Linked DNA regions of Homo sapiens: region 1 is linked to region 2. Evidence: chromatin loops called from intact Hi-C (ENCODE). Cell type or tissue: HCT116. All regions are shown on one strand. Each heading gives the region's core, and the rest is flanking DNA. Links, peaks and the distances in the headings are about the cores only.

Region 1 (5,388 bases), core at 291-5,290, 75 kb before region 2:
TGTATAACAACTGGATGAACCTCATGACTTAATGTTAAAGAAGCAAAATAAGAGGAATAGATAGAGTGTTATGGAACAAGGAGGGAAAGATTAGTCCTAACTATTGAACATCTTGGAAACTTCTCTGAGAAGTTGGCCTTGAGTGTTTCAAATCACATTTTGTATTAAGAATTTTTGGCCAGGTGTGGTGGCTCATGCTTGTAATCCCAGCACTTTGGGAGGCTGAGGCGGGAGGATCACTTGAGCTCAGGAGTTTGAGACCAGCCTGGGCAACATGGTGAAACCCTGTCTCTACAAAAATTACAAAAATTAACCAGGTATGGTGGCACATGCCTGTGGTCCCAGCTACTCAGGAAGCTGAGGTGGGAGGATCGCTTGAGCCCAGGAGGTCAAGGCTGCAGGAAGCGGTGATCACACCACTGCACTGTAGCCTGGGTGACAGAGCGAGACCCTGTCTCAAAAAAAAAAGTTTTTGATGATATGGACCAAAAAAAAAAAGTTTTTAATGATATGTACAAATACTTACATTAGGTCAAAATTTTTCAAATTATAATCTCTAGTACCAAAGGAGAAGAGGTAGGACATATTCTAAATTTTTCATGGTAATTAAAGGTAGATTTATAGATGACATTTTCTTCTATAGCCTCTGTTTCTACCAGAAGCATATAATAGTTTGTGTTTCTAAAAAAGTATTAAGTATAATAAAATTTAAATTATCAAAGGCTCAAGTTAACATCATCATATCATACAGAAATTGTCCATAGTTTTGAAAAGTATAATAATTAATAATTGCTTGATTTCACTTTCTAAGTTTCATGCAGAAATTTATTTTGACCATGACTTACAAAGTTATGTCCTTGTGGATCAAGGCAGTCAAAATGGCACAATTGTTAATGGAAAACAGATTCTTCAGGTGAGTGTATATGTGTTAATTTGTTACCTGCACATTATTTTTAAACTGATTTTTTTTTATTTCTGAAGGGCATAATCTTTATCATTTGGTTCAGAGTAGAGTTAAGCCCAAATGTGTTACTTCGGAAGGAATTTCCAGAAAGGCTGAAAAAAGTGTATAATCAGTGGGTACTTACTTGGCTGTTGAGTTTTGACTTCTAATTATGTATCTATGCCTTATTTTCAGTTATGACTCCATTGTAAAGCTATTCAGAGTAAGTGTGTAAATGTCTCAATAGCAACTTTGAAGGTCGTCCCTTTTTTTATTGTCTTAATGGAAATGTTACTAAATTGAAAACTGTATTAAAGGGAAAAGCTATGTCTATTCAGTTAACACTTAACATCCTCAGCATGTAGCAAAGTATTTGGCATAAATAAGAAAATATAGGGGCTGGGCGTGTTGGTTCTGACGCCTGTAATCCCAGCACTTTGGGAGCCCGAGGCCAGTGGATCATCTGAGGTTAGGAGTTCAAGACCAGCCTGGCCACCATGGTGAAACCTCATCTCTACTAAAAATACAAAAATTAGCTGGGCGTGGTGGTGTGTGCCTGTTATCCCAGCTACTTGGGATGCTGAGGCAGGAGAATCGTTTGCACCGGGGAGGTGGAGGTTGCAGTGAGCCGAGATCACGCCATTGCACTCCAGCTTGGGCTACAGAGTGAGACTGTCTCAAAAAAAGAAAAAATATAGGAAGGCGGGAGGCCTTATTCTTAGTCTGTAAGAGTAAAAATGGAAATAAAACTGAGTTATCAAGAGAGAAGAAAAGGGAGATGTGATGCATTTATCCCATTCTCTTAACATTTCATCTTTTTTTATTGTGATGATTATATGTTTTGGTAATAGATTGAAGTCTAGAATTGGATATTTCTGATTGGATAGGGAGACTGGTGGGTTTGACAAGTTGCTCAGTTCAGCTATCTTCATCTCCAATAGTAGTACTTTTTTTATGGGTCATTAAGTTGGGGAAGTGTGTGCATGTGTGTATGTGTATGTGTCTATTTCATTTATAGCTATTTTAAATATATTTTAAAAATTATAATCAGACATTACTTACAGTAGATGTAAGGTAACCATAAGTGATTGTTTTGATTTCTGTTTTGTAAAATGTTTCCCCTCTAGCCGAAAACTAAATGTGACCCTTACGTACTTGAGCATGGAGATGAAGTCAAAATTGGAGAAACTGTCTTATCCTTTCACATTCATCCTGGCAGTGATACCTGTGATGGCTGTGAACCAGGGCAGGTTAGAGCCCACCTTCGCCTTGATAAGAAAGATGAATCTTTTGGTATGTGAAACAGATTAAATGTGGCTGTGATAACATTTCTCTTTCATTACCTAAATGTTCTAAAAAACATCAGTCAGCTACTGGCTACATGTCTAATTGATACGATACTGCATTGAGAGATATTTTATACAAAGCTATCAGTCTTGTATCCAGTTGATCTAATAATAGATTGAGATATATTTCGTAAATATTACCAAATGAGACTAAGAAATAACATATATTTGGAAGTTGAGACCTAGGCTAATAGATTATAATTGTAGTTGATTTTTCTGTGTAATAATTTAGCTTCATGATATGTAGCATTGGTCTGCTTTTTGACCAGGAAAGAGATTGATAAGCTCTCTTTCTGCTAATCCAGTTTAGTAGGCTTTTGAGGCAGACTGTAGTGGTAGTCAAATGTACTTAAGAGCAGTTGTAATTGAAAATTGGTAAGAGAGTAGATTTTAAGTGTTTTTACCATACACAAAAAATGATAAGTACATGAAGTAGTAATGGGTATGTTAATGAGGTTGATTTAGCCAGTTAACAGTGTATACCTACATCAAAAATCATGTTGTATACCATATATACAATTTTTATCAATTAAAATAATTTAAAAAGTAATTATGACTTAAGTAATAATTTAATAAAGACTGGTTTCCTTTTGACAGGTATGTATTGATGTAAAAAAAGTCATCCACAGTTGAACTCTGTCATATAATATTAACGTAGGAAATAATAAGCCAAGGCATGAAGGGTTATTGATTGATACGTTTTCTGTCCTATTGATAGCTCGTGCTGTATATTGTCTATGTACCATTATTCTTTATTATAATAGCACTGTAGGATATTACTGTTTTGCTTTCAGCCCAGCCATCGAAAGCTCTTAAAATTTAAATAGATGCTTTGAACTAGTAAGAGGTCATCTTTTTTGACATAAATTTTCCCCCTAAATGCCAAGTTTGCATGTTCATTGTTTATTTTTTGTTTTCTGATACTAATTTGAAAATGAATATGTTGCATTACACAATAACATGAATTTTGGTTTCTCTGGCTTTTATTTTGCATATGGCTATGTTCCTTTGCAAAATTTACTTAATATTTCTGCATTTGAGATTCTATTACAATAATCATATTGAAAAATCGAGATGTTCATTGTTCATTTTGGTAGCTATAAGATTCCTATTATCTGTGGTTTTTGCTTTACTTCTCAATTAGGTTTAGTTACCAAAATGCTGAAAGGACATCATCACAACCCAATATCCTTTATATTAATGTTTATTTCAACTTCTGGTTAATTGGAATGGGTTATATTAGTTTTTTATTAATTAAATAACATTAGTTTTAATTTTGTACAAAATCAGATTTAGTGGCTTTTTTTTAACCAAACTTTTTTTCTTTCAGTTGGTCCAACACTAAGTAAGGAGGAAAAAGAGTTGGAAAGAAGAAAAGAATTAAAGAAAATACGAGTAAAATATGGTTTACAGGTGAGGATGTTGAATATTGTTTCATTTGTTAAGCTGTATATCTGGTTTTGAGTAAAAATGTCTTTAAATATGCTCAGTACATTTTATATATAAATAGTTGTGTAGTATGATTTCGTGATTTGTATTAGTTTACTGTTCTGGTATTCATAACCTAAAAACTATTGAAGTTGGAGTAGAAAAATGATAATAGCCTACATTTGAATATACATTTCTGGTTTTCAGAAAACTTGCATTAAGATGCCTTGACATAACTAGACATGATAGTGTCTGTAGTTTGTAGTCCCTGGTACTTGGGAGGCTGAGGCAAGAAGATCGCTTTAGATCAGGAGTTCAAGGCTGCAGTGAGCTGTGATCACACTTATGAATAGGCTCTGCACTCCAGCCTGGGCAATATAGCGAGATCTTATCTCTACAAAATGATGCCATTGATTGAACAACATAGTTGGAGAACTAATATGACCTGATGTAAAGACTTATTATAATTAAACTGCAGTGATTAAGGTAGTATCATATTGGCATAAAGATAAATGGATGGAACAAAATAATAGTCCAGAAGTAGATCCATGTATATGTGTGGACAATTAATTTTTGATAAAGGTGTGATGGCAGTTTGGTGGAGAAAGAGTGGTCTTTTTTTTTTTTTTTTTTTTGAGACAGAGTCTTACTCTGTCACCCAGGCTGGAGTGCAGTGGCACAATCTCAGCTCACTGCTACCTCTGTCTCCTGGGTTCAAATGATTGTCCTGCCTCAGCCTGACAAGCAGCTGTGATTGCAGGGGCCCGCCACCACGCCCCGCTAATTTTTGTATTTTTAGTAGAGACAAGGTTCACAGCGTTGGCCAGGCTGGTCTTGAACTCCTGACCTCAGGTGATCTGCCCACCTTCGCCTCCCAAAGTGCTGGGATTACAGGTGCGAGCCACTGTGCCCGGCCAAGAGTGGTCTTTTACAACAAATGGTGGTAGAATAATTGGATGGCCTTACCAAAAAAAAAAACACAGACAAAAAGAATGTTGATCCATACCTTGAACCATCTATAAAAATGATCCAAAAGTGGATCATAGATATAAAAGTAAAACCTAAAACTTTAAAACTTCTAGAAACTTTTTTTTTAAAGGCAAAGATTCTAACACCAAAAGCACAATCCTTAAGAACAAATTGATAATCTGTATTTCTTCAAAATTAAAAATTAATGTTTTTCTAAAGACACTATTAAGAGAATGAAAAGACAAGCCACAGCTGGAGAAAATATTTGCAAATCATGTATCTGGTCAAAGACTTCTATATCTAGAATATACAAAAAACTTTCAAAACTTAATAATAAGAAAACAACTCAGTTAAAAAATGGGCCAAAGATTTGAATAGATGCTTCACCAAAGAAGATATGCTGATGGCAAATAAACATCTGAAAAAATGTTCAGTATTATCAGTCTTTAAGGAAATGCAAATTAAAACCACAATGAGATACCACTACACATCTATTAGAATGCCTAAAATTTTCAAAACTGACTATAACAGGTATTGGAAGGGTTGTGGAGGAACTAGAAATCTCATACACTGCTGGTGGGAATGTAAAATGGTGCGGTTGCTTTGGTAGTTTCTTAAAAAGTTAAACATACACCTATTTTACAAGTTAGCCATTCTACTCTGAGATATTTACCCAAGGTAAATGCAACCATATGTGCATAA
Region 2 (5,388 bases), core at 268-5,267:
CCAGGTGAATGGTTTGGCTCTGTGTCCCCACCCAAATCTCATCTCGAATTGTAATCCCCATGTGCTGAGGGTGGGGCCTGTAATCCCCATGTGTTGAGGGAGGGAGGTGACTGGATTATGGGGGAGGTTTCCCCCATGCTGTTCTCGTGATAATGAGTGGGTTCTCACGAGATCTGATGATTTTATAAGCATCCAGCATTTCCCCTGCTTACACTTCTCACTCCCGCCACCCTGTGAAGGTCTTTGCTTCCTCTTTGCCTTCCACCATGATTGTAAGTTTCCTGAGGCCTCTGCAGCTATGCAGAACTGTGAGTCAGTTAAACCTCTTTCTTTTATAAATTACCCAGTCTTAGGTATTTCTTTATAGCAGTGTGAGAACAGTCTAATACCCCAGGTCCTTCAGTTTCTTTAGTAAACTATTTCCTACTGCAGCAGGGATACATTTCCCCACCTGCTTGAGCCAAAACCTGACTCCAGTTATCATGGAGTCAGTTAATTGGAGATGGAAGGAGACCTTGAGGAAGACAGACATCACTTTGCAAAGCAAGATTCAGGTGAGGTATTTTCAGGGTCTCCTGGCAAGATGAGGCTGATGTCCCCAGCAAGGAGAAGAAGGCTGACTTTGCTCTCCTAGAGGATGAAAATTAATCTAGTGACTCAATATTCTCAGACTTGTCTATCCTATCCCAGCTCTTAAGATTTTAAGCTTTTCCTATCAGGGTTCTAACTTTGAAATAGGAGATCTGTGAAGGCTTGGCGTTCTGTCTCCTCTATGACTTTGTCAACTGTTGTCTTAATCTTCAAGACAGTATTCCCTGTGCCTGCAGGAGATCAAATTCTTTTAACCATTGCTCTATTTCACCGTGGGCTTGAGTTGATAGTTGTCTAACATGACCCTGTCATTTTCTTATTTTGAGACTTTCAAAGCAGTTAACAAAAGCCAGTGAATTCCCCATTCCTTTACAATTATAATTGCCTCCATATTGTCCAAGGACCATAGTTACCACTTGACCCAGAGCCTCTCCCTTCCACCTGTACCTCATCCCAATCCACCACAGGTGAGAACCTTAATTGTGTTGCTGCTGGATCTGCACTTACCACTCAAGCTGTGATGGGAATGATGAGAAAAACGTTCTTCTCTTACAGTGACCGTCCTGGCTACCTGCAAAGTATGCTTAGAATTCTAGATTCCTTTGAAGTCTGGGTAAAGATCTCCCAAGGGCTGGCTGATGGGGACATGGGGATTCTTAATCCTGTTCACCTACAACGTGCCATCCAAAGGGAACCTCAGAAGTAGTAATTGCCCACCTTTATGGGTTGTGCATGCATGACTGCCAAGCAGCTTTCCACAGGCATCACAGACTCTGGTGTCAGACAAGCCTTGGAGCAAAAGCTACAGATCCAGTGTCTGGGCTGAGGCAAGGTCAGGTTATGCCTGTGTGGAACTGCTTGCCTTCACCAGTGACTGGGGTAAGTGGCCAGGCCAAAAGGATGTGAAATGGTGCTCAAGAGTTCTGGTCCCCTGGAGGCCCTGACTGGAGCCAAGTGTCAGCACACGAAACATCATCAGCTCATTCTGGAGCATTTACTTTAACTCAAGTATTAATAAATAAATTGGAAGTCAATTCACAGATGCATCGGACCAGAACTAGGTCAAAGTCTATTTGCCTAATCAATGCCCTGGCTACCCTTTTGTCTGTGTGGTTGTACGGGGTTTGGTTTGAGTCTGAGGACCATGATCACAAGTCCATTTCTCAGTGGACTAAACAAGAAACCTGGCTAAAGATTCCCAGACTTATTAACGTCCTTCCCTTTACCCAGATATTAGCTTGATGACAATTTCATTCATCAACCTAGGTTTGAACATAGTTTTCAGTGTCCAAATTCTTTCTGGATAGTTTATTTCTCTGTTCAGTTATTAGGTCTGTAATCTTTTGTATGATCTGTGTCCACATAAAAAATTACCAACGTTTTCCCAACTAGTTTAGTAGTGAAAGTACCATCTAATTTAAAAAAAAATCTTCAGTGTGGGGGAAAAGGAGGACAGATGTGATTATTAGACTGTCATCATGGGTCTCTAGTTGTTTTAAAAAGTTATAGCTACCTGAGGATTTTTTCAAAAGATTTTATTATGAAAAATTTTAAACATCCACAAAGTATAAATAATAAAATAATAAATCCCCGTGTCCCCATCAGCCAGCCCTTGGGAGATCTTTACCGAGACTCCAAAGGGATCTAGAATTCTAAGCATACTTTGCAGGTAGCCAGGATGGTCACTGTAAGAGAATGGTTTTTCTCGTCATTCCTGTCACATATTGAATGAGTGATCACATTTCTACCTTAGAAATGGATTACTTCCCCTCTGGTGGGTTTGTTTGCTCAGGTTCCCTTTAACCAGAGGGTATCAGGGCCGGGGCCAGGCATGAGGCAAGATCTAGCTGTGCCCACCGGAGGGAGCAGTGTCCTCCTGTTTCACAGTAATTTGCTGTGGATTGGCCCTGATACTTGTCAAGAGTTTTATTTAGCTCTGTTCTTCTCTTTCTGTTGGAATATCATTCATTTTTCTTGGACTGTGGGATGCGGTCCATGACCTTCACACTAGCTCTGGCATTACTGTCTGTAGTGTTTCGCAGTAAAAGAATTGGCATAACGTCACCCACCCTACCTCTACACTGTTTGACGTGCACATTTCCATCAGTCTAGGCTGCTCACTGTTTTCCATCTCGGTTCTGGGAAGCCAGAAAAAAATTGGTTTGAAATTGAATTTTTAAAGTATGTTTTTCTAATGAAACTCCTAGATGGCCTTGATTGTGTTTCCAGATCTCCTCTCATCTCGATTCTGTTTTCACACAGAGATGCAGTTGTTTTTCACAGTCTGGAGCATAGAGAAAATGTGGACTGCACTCTATGCTGATCAGAACCTATATAGACCTCTGGATTTTATTTTGGGCACTGCATTTGAAAGGATATAATGGCAAACTGGAGTGGGGCGGGGGTGAGGGAGGGGAACTAACAGATAGGTCTGAGCAATATCTGATGAACAATTAACCATGTAGAAAAGAAGACCCAGGGGAGGCAGAGTAGCTATCTGCAAAAGTTGTGTTGAAATATAGCTGTGATTGGTGTGGGGAAGTTAGAGAAAGCAAATTTCAGCTTATTATAAGGTTAGATTAGAAACATCCAATAGTTAAACTAGACTGACTCATAAAGACGTTAGTTCTCCTTCCTGGGAGTCAGATAAATGCCAGGTAACATCTCTCAGGAATATACTTCGGGGCGGGGAGGGGAGTTCCTCATAATAGAAAACCCATCTAGAACACTTATTTTCTTCCAAGTACTCTTCTAAGCACCTTTCCCTTATTATTTATTTAACCCTCATGACAACCTTATGAAATAGGCACTTCAGATCCACAGCTTTTATCTGAAAACCTTAGGACCAAAATTCTTAATTTTTTGGATTTTAGAAAGGTATATGACACATACACCTTATGGTAGAAAACACCCCCATGGGGCTGTTCTCCATAATCAAATACATTGATATTTATACAGTGAGGCATGTGAATTTTTGCATTAAATGGAATACTTTTACATGAGTTGGGTTACGTTTTGTTGCCAAATGAGTTCAGATCATCTCTTCCCACCAAAAAATTTTGAAATAATTTTAGGTTTTTGCATTCTGAATTGTAGAAAAGAGATTATGGACACATATTGCTATTCCCAGTTTACTCATGAAGAAACTGAGGCAGAGAGATTAAGTAGCTTGCTCAAAGTCATATGACTTCCACCCAGGCAGAAATCAGGTTTGAGCCCTGCTCTTAAGCACTGTGTGGACTGCCTCTCCCTGTGCTCTTCTGCCTCCTCTCTTTGAGGGGTTGGGCTTAGTTACCTGCAATGTCTCTAACCTTGTGCCTTCGATTCCCTGACCTCTGACTTCAGCCAGCCTCACTGGTTCCAGAGCGATACTCAGAGCTGTTCTCAGATACCAGACTGGAATAAACGAGAGACATCTGGAGAAAGGAGACCTCTTCCTATCCCAACAGGACTGTGTTTCACAGGAGGCATTTTAGTGTTGTTGTTCCCCAATGGCTAGGCAGAGGCAGACAAAGAGAACATTGTGTATCATCATAATTTGTCTTCAATGACCTTTCTTTTTGTGTCATTCACCACCACCTGTTCCTCAAAACACCACCATGTGAACCCCAAGCCCAATGGCTCAGGCTTGCCCTCTTTCCACCCACGTTCCAGGATGGATTTTTCCAGGAACAGGACTAATGACTCTTAACTTTTCTTCTACCATCTAGAGATGGATTATAAGGTAGCAACCCAAGAAAGTGGGTTTGGACATTCAAATACTTGAGTTTAAGTCCAGATGTGCAAACTTGGGCAAAGCCATTTAACCTCATTCATCAACTTGTCAAATAGGAAAGATAATACTTACCCGGGATGAATTCCAGTTTTGGTGAGCTTGACATTTTCACTATTTGCTGGAGCCTTCTTTAAGCAAAAGAATAAAAATTTATGATATGAATTGGGTACAAAATTGTGCGTTTATTTAGAAACAATTCTCTTGTTCACATAAGGGGAAATATGATGCATTAGGAGTTGAAGTGATCTTAACAAAAGGCTTTTTTTGGGTATAATTTACAAAATTATACAACCATGTAAACTTATTGATAGGGCCCCTTTCCAGAGTTAGAAAGGGGTCCATTCAACAAACAGTCCTGCAACTTAGAATTCATTAACAGCAAGGTAAATTTGCTTCTGTATCAAACTCACAGAGTTGTAAGAATTGAATCACAAGATTAAATATATGCAAATGTGTTTTGTAATCATCAAACACGGTGCATAATTATTTTGATGCCTACAACTAAGCAAAAATATTTGTACCTAGAACAAAGCAAAAATATTTATTCAATAAATGATAAAATAGATGAAATTTGCTCTCACCAAAGTAGTATACAAGCTAATTGTATTACATTTCCCTAGGCCTGAAAAAATTTATCAGAGTAATATATGTACATATTTTTACACAACAGTCCAATATTGATAAAAGATTTGCAACCAAATAGAACAAGCCCATGTCCCACCCCTCATATTTTCTAATTCCACTTTCCAGACTCAATACATTTCCTCCATATTGCTAACTAATATGTGCTATATTGTTTTTCCTGATTTATCAACCTTGAATATTGTCTGGTGACTCTCTATTATGGCATTATTCACTTTCTTCTTCCCATTCTCTCAATATAGTTATAGGACAGTTCTTCTTATAATATGAAATATTGTTTATGGCTGAACAAAATAGTGGGCTATGATTTTACGTCCTTCTACATACCTCTAAATAATTGTGTTATTTTTCATTTGCTTAGTTTTCCATTTTACCTATAC

Evidence for each region. Hi-C counts contacts between places; a loop is a spot of excess contacts. Peaks named below come from ENCODE experiments on the same cell type or tissue, not always from the same donor. Only the 100,000 strongest peaks of a DNase experiment are listed, where the experiment ranks them.
Region 1: a loop joins it to region 2, with 2.8 times the contacts of the local background. A loop is called at or near these places in 1 of 110 quality-filtered maps.

Annotation. Positions count from the first base shown.
Region 1 is chr5:77,051,895-77,057,282 of GRCh38, forward strand. It overlaps AGGF1 (angiogenic factor with G-patch and FHA domains 1), which reads left to right. Exons shown (of 14, transcript NM_018046.5): 9 at 812-913; 10 at 2,071-2,236; 11 at 3,620-3,702. Among named protein-coding and RNA genes, the nearest start is that of AGGF1, 24 kb to the left of the region's middle. In HCT116, for the core only: no CTCF peak of the experiment used is centred there; no DNase peak of the experiment used is centred there.
Region 2 is chr5:77,127,155-77,132,542 of GRCh38, forward strand. All of the region lies in intron 2 of ZBED3-AS1 (ZBED3 antisense RNA 1), which reads left to right. It overlaps LOC124901008 (a long non-coding RNA gene), which reads right to left and starts at 3,974. Exons shown (of 3, transcript XR_007058827.1): 1 at 3,903-3,974; 2 at 2,666-2,729; 3 at 554-630. It also overlaps a transcript of PDE8B not described here. In HCT116, for the core only: a CTCF peak has its summit at 2,434 (motif pointing right); a DNase peak (open chromatin) is centred at 2,417.